2 separate regions of the Homo sapiens genome follow, and region 1 is linked to region 2. Evidence: read pairs that join two places in POLR2A ChIA-PET (ENCODE). Cell type or tissue: MCF 10A. All regions are shown on one strand. Each heading gives the region's core, and the rest is flanking DNA. Links, peaks and the distances in the headings are about the cores only. Region 1 has its middle 13 kb from the start of LINC02656. Region 2 has its middle 27 kb from the start of LINC02649.

What was found. ChIA-PET counts read pairs that join two places held together with the same protein. Peaks named below come from ENCODE experiments on the same cell type or tissue, not always from the same donor. Only the 100,000 strongest peaks of a DNase experiment are listed, where the experiment ranks them.
Region 1: POLR2A ChIA-PET joins it to region 2 with 5 read pairs; 5 of 35 experiments call an interaction of 5 or more read pairs at or near these places.

Annotation. Positions count from the first base shown.
Region 1 is chr10:6,361,955-6,364,766 of GRCh38, reverse strand. No RefSeq gene overlaps it. Among named protein-coding and RNA genes, the nearest start is that of LINC02656, 13 kb to the right of the region's middle. In MCF 10A, for the core only: no CTCF peak of the experiment used is centred there; no DNase peak of the experiment used is centred there.
Region 2 is chr10:6,298,006-6,300,817 of GRCh38, reverse strand. It overlaps a transcript of PFKFB3 not described here. Among named protein-coding and RNA genes, the nearest start is that of LINC02649, 27 kb to the left of the region's middle. RefSeq lists an enhancer at 732-1,931. In MCF 10A, for the core only: no CTCF peak of the experiment used is centred there; a DNase peak (open chromatin) is centred at 1,397.

The sequences.
Region 1 (2,812 bases), core at 293-2,792, 64 kb before region 2:
TATATATATACACACACACACATATATGTATATATTCAGAAAACAATTGGCAGCTTCTTTTTTTTTTTGAATGATGGTAAAATACATATAACATAAAATTTACCATCTGTTATGGACTGAATGTTTGTGTCTTTCCAAAATCCCTATGTAGAAGCCTAACCCCAGAGTGGCTGTATTTGAAGCTGCAACCTCTAAGGAAGTAATTAAGGTTCAATGAGGCCCTAAGGGTGGGGCCCTGATCCAATAGGATTAGTGTCCTTATGAGAAGTGACATCTGAGAGTGCTCCCCGACTCCACCCTGCCATGTGAGAACAGAGAAAATGCACTACCTTCAAGCCAAAAAGAGAGGCCTCACCTGAAATTGACTTGACCAGCACCTCGATGTGTCACTTCTAGCCTCCAGAACTGTGAGAAAATAAATGTCTGTTGTTTAGGCCACCCAGTCTGTGCTATTTTGTTATGGCAGTCAGAGCTGACTAAGACACCATTTTAACCATGTTTAAGTATGCAGTTCAGGGTATTAAGTACGTTACCATTGGTGTGCAAAATTGACTTTTTAATGCTGTTTAACTAGAGGTAAATAAGACCATTGTAAAAGATGGGGGATGAAATCATAAAAGCCTAAACCTCTGCATTTGGATTGCTTTTCAAGCACCTTTAAATTCTCACTCCTTTATAAGGAACCCAAACTGGAAAAGGAAATAAATATTCTGACAGTACTCTATGAAGAAAGTCTGAAGAACTTCTATTAGAGAAACCACACTCAAAAAGTCTTCCACCAAAGGGTCAATAAATGAATGTTCTTATGTTTTAAGTGAGAACGTTTTACTCTGTTGGTTTTATTTATTTTTTTATTTCCTTCTTTGACTGACTGACTCTTTTGATTAATCAGCTGATTGCTGGTGTCTACCATGTTAGATAAGGGAGCTTGTGCAAGTTCCATTCCACCTGGCTGGGTCTTAAAGGATGAATGGACTTCCACCAGGCAAGGAGAATGAGAACAAAAATCTGGGTGGAGGAAACAGGTTGAACAAAGTCACAGAAGCATGAATGTACATGACATAGGAAGGAATTGGTGCAATATCAAGTGTGACCAGGACATAAGGTCATCAGGGCCTCCCAGGAGGAAAAGTCAGCAAAGTACATTGGTCTCAGATTGCTCAATGCCTTGAAAATCATGCTAAGATACTTAACGCTTGATCCTCTGGGCAACCATTGAAGGTATTCCTTGGGGCTGTGATCTGACACAAGCTATGGTTAAGCGCAGCACATGCATTAAAGGAAGGGATAACTAACTTCAGATGTTTTCTGCAAGAGCCCATGTAAGAGATGACAGAGGTTTGAAATACATAGTGGCAGCAAAAAATGGATCTGTGGGCACAGACATGATAGGCATTTTGCAAGTAAAATTGACAGTCAAGAATAAAAAGAAGGATGTTTTTGAGGATAGTGTGGAGATTTCTGGTTTCAGCAATGGATAAAATTGAACTGGCAGGAAATTAGTCTGTAGCTTTCTTCCAAGCAAATATCCTTTTAACATGGATAAATTAATTTTAACTGGCTGCTACATATTCCCCTGATATTATCACTTTGAACAAAAGGTGAGAACAGTGTTTGAAGTGAAAAGGTTTAAGACTCTAGAGTTCAGAGTGACCTGAAACCATAAGCAGAACACCTGCCAAGGGTCTGAAATCTCCTGGAATCAGCTGCATAGCCCAACAAGAGTTGAGGTGCTACCTCTGTTGTTGTTCCTCTGGCATGATTTCTTAAGAATACCAACTGTGTGCCAAAAGCAGTCCTTTAAAATTCTCTTCCAATACAGCTGGAGAGTATATTTTTACACTGTCTTTTTTGAAACATAATAGGATTGTTAAATTGAAATAAATTGAATTTCATTGGTCAGTTGCCACTGAAAATAACCCTATCCACTTCAATTCCTTTTCAACAGGAATCATTTCAGACATTTTCATGAGAGTTTGGGCCTTAAGCCCTTTTTTTTAAATCACTCAGAGTCCTCAGTAGTAGTTAACAGACCATGAACATTAACGAGTATACCTGTTGGCTATATATTTTGTGTGTGTTAATAATTGGTAGCAAGAATGTCCACTTGAATTTAAGTTAACACTGTAATTATGTTTATCTTACCTGTGAGGTGCTTAGAATCTGACAGAGAGAAATTGATAAAAAAAATTATAACACAAGTAAAAAGTTGAAAGTATCATAGGGAGGGAAGAGGTATAATGTTTTACTATGAGGACCTGAAATGTTATCATCTTAAGCTTATAAAAATATTAACCTGGTACTCTATGTCCTCTTCCTTCATTTCTAATTTGTCTGATTCAATTCTTTGCCATCCAAATGCTTATTTCCAAAAATGGCCTCTATGTCTTATATAAAGTTCTTCCATTCTCTCTTATTCCTTTCATTACAGTCTGAGACAGGCAGTCTCTGAAGTTCTGGGATGGATGTGCACACTTGAACTTATTTAGCCCATTAATGGAGATAAAGCCTTATTCAAGTAACGCTCTAGCCTGGATTTTCTTAGAGTCAGCCTATTTTCTCTTGAGTGTAAACTTCCTAAAGTTAATACTCTGTGCGAAAAATCCAAGGAAGTGTAGATATTGTAAAAATACTAATGTCCCTCTGGTTTGTACTCCCAGACTCTAGTCCTAGAGTAAGATATTGATCTGTTTACCCTGAAGGCAATTAAGCCTGATTTCCTCTGGAATATCAACGTTGTGTTCCTTGTTATGTATTTCCTGAAAGTTTCCATTAGAAATATATCTGTTAAGAAGACAGGGACAGAGCAAGA
Region 2 (2,812 bases), core at 168-2,667:
TTCCAGAACTCAAACCCAGGAAGGAATCTAGGAGGATTCCAGAAATCAAGCCCAGGAATGAATCAAACCCAGCTGCACTCAACTCTGGACTTCCACGGTGCCTCGCGAGACTGGCTTTGCTAAGGCAAGGGCTTCTGGGTGGAGTTAATAAGAAAGCAGCATGAAAAGGTGCTTTGAGACACGACACATCGTTTCCTGCTAACGATCAAAGAATATACACAGCTGTTCCCGTTTCGGAGCAGTTCTGGCCCCAGGAGAGAGTTGCTGAGTTGCTTTCTGGAAAAGCTGGCTTTGACTTTTCAAGGCAGCTCATGCTGCTAAAGGTTGCATAGGCACAGAGAGAGGGAGCTGCCGGGGGCATGGGGGAGCCTTCCCTGATGCAACTGAACTTGAGCTGAGCTCACTATGTCTCTAGAATCTACTACCTATTCCTATTCAATAAATACAAGTATTTATTAAACATCTGTTACGTGCCAGGTCCTGTGTCAAATGATGGAGGAAGTGAAAATGCGTAAGACACAGTCTCACTTTGAAGAGTTCTCAGCCTTGTGGGCAAAGGCAGGAAGGTTCATTGTGTGGCTTGAGTGCACACAGGGAGGCTTTAAAGAATGTGAGAGGAATATGAGGAACAGATGCTGCCCTGGAGTGACTCGCATCTCGCCCGAAGAGACAAACAAGGCACCCAACAACCACAGAACCAGTAAGTGCCAAACCATGGGTACTAACCCTAACTACAATGGGTATTCTGAAAAGGCAGAAAAAATTTAAGTGATCTTAGCATAATCAGACTTGGTGAGGCTTAACATTCCTCCCTCTTCACTAAAAAAAAAAAAAAAAAAAAAAAAAAAAGTCTTCTGAACAGGCACTGCACTAGGCTCTGGGAATGCAAGCCTAGGAAAGTCCAAATCGACGCCTTAAAATGTTCAGCAGACAGTGAAGGAAACATGGAGCTCCAAACCAGGGGCTAAGTGCCACCCTCAACACAGCTTCAGGCCTTCACTCTTCCCAGGAACTGGGGACTGTTTCAGAAAGGGGGTGCCATCTCTGCTGAGCTTTGAAGGAAGGGTAGAAGTTAGCCAGGGAGCAAGGTTGGAGGTAAGGGGTTCTAAGCCCAGGAGACGCCAAGAGTATAAAATTGGGTAAATTCCTGAAAAGTCAAGGTCAAGCAATTCCTGTATAAGGAGAAGATTTGGTGAAATCAAAGAGAAGACAAACTTGAGGCCAGTAAATTATTACCCTTTATCGGTCTTAACAGACGGGAACTAACAATATATCCCTGCGAAAGATCAATGCCGGAGTGAGGCTCAAGTTCACCTCCCGCAGCCTGTGACTCACGGCACACTGACTCAGCCATGCTACCTGCAAGGAGGCACGTTAGGACAACGCAGGGACCCAGCACGTGCCAGTGAGTCTCTCTCTGTCCTAACTATGGGATGCCACCCTCCTGGGTCAGCTGACTCACCCCTGCCTGTAAATCCTAGTCAGGTCTGTAGGTGCCTGGGGAAGAATCCTACCTACCTCTGAGTAAAGACAGGAATAGAAGCTGGTTCGTCTAGAGCAGCAACACAACCAACGTTGAAAAAAGCAAACACCATTTCTGAAAATTGCATGCAGAGTGCATGGTATCAACTGACGTGTCTCCCCTAGGAGAGTGAGCCATTAATGCTTTGCTAACCACAGCGCTATCAAGACCATCGTTTCCAATCCTACAAAGGAAACACCAGGAAAAACAGAATTTAAAGGTTTTATTTGTCAACCTAAAGAGGAGGCAATCAATATCATTTGAGTGCTTTCATTACATCCGAGAAGGAAATGAAATCAGGATGCACCAGCATGGGTTTTAGGCTATGCAGCCAACAGAGATGAACCAGACGTGTCCTCAAGGAGCTTAGAATCAGGTGGAGAAAATAAGATGTCATATAAATTACCTAAGCAATAGTTGGCACAGCACTATAAGCCACCAAATGCTGCATTCTTTTTCCGCACCAACAGATCCGGTATGTCTTCAGGGAGCACCTGCGTTGGGGTGCGTTAGAGATCCATCTGGAAGGCCAGGAAGACATTCAGGACCATTCACAGCTGGAATGCTCCTGAACAGCTGCCCAAGATCCAGGCCTGGCCTTTCAGGATGCCCTGAAAATGCACTGAACAAGGCCAAGTGCAGTGGCTCACACCTGTAATCCCAACATTTTGGGAGGCCGAGGCAGGAGGATTGCTTGAGGCCAGAAGTTCAACACTAGCCAGGGCAACATAGCAAGACCCCATCTCTGAAAAATATTTAAAAATTATCCAGGAAGTGTGCCTATAGTCCTCGCTACTAGGGAGGCTGAGATGAGAGGATCTCTTGACCCCAGGAGTAGAAGGCTGTAATGAGCTATGATCACACCACTGAATTCCTGGGCAAAGAGCAAGACCTTGTCTCAAAAAAAGAAAAAAAAAAAAAAAGTGCCCTGAACCATAGAATAAGTGGACTCTGGACTCTGCCATTCTCCTACTTCCCTTTCTTGAGCCAGTTTCCACGGGCATTGGCCAAGGTAACCTAGGGTAATCCGAGGTTACCCTAGGAGAAGCAGAACTCACAGCTCACAGAGCTGAGACAGAGGAGAAGTGTGTTTGGCTTGGCTTAAACCTAGACTTCCTAGGCCAGGTCACAGTGTCTCCTCCACTTTTTCCCTTTAACTTTTGCTCAAGAGATCAGACTGATTTATAAGATAAACAGACTGCTAGCCAAGAAGTCTCCTTCCTCCCCCCTTCTTTCTGTTCTGGTAAGTTCCATACCTAAATAGAACATAGTGACTTATGGTTCCAGCCC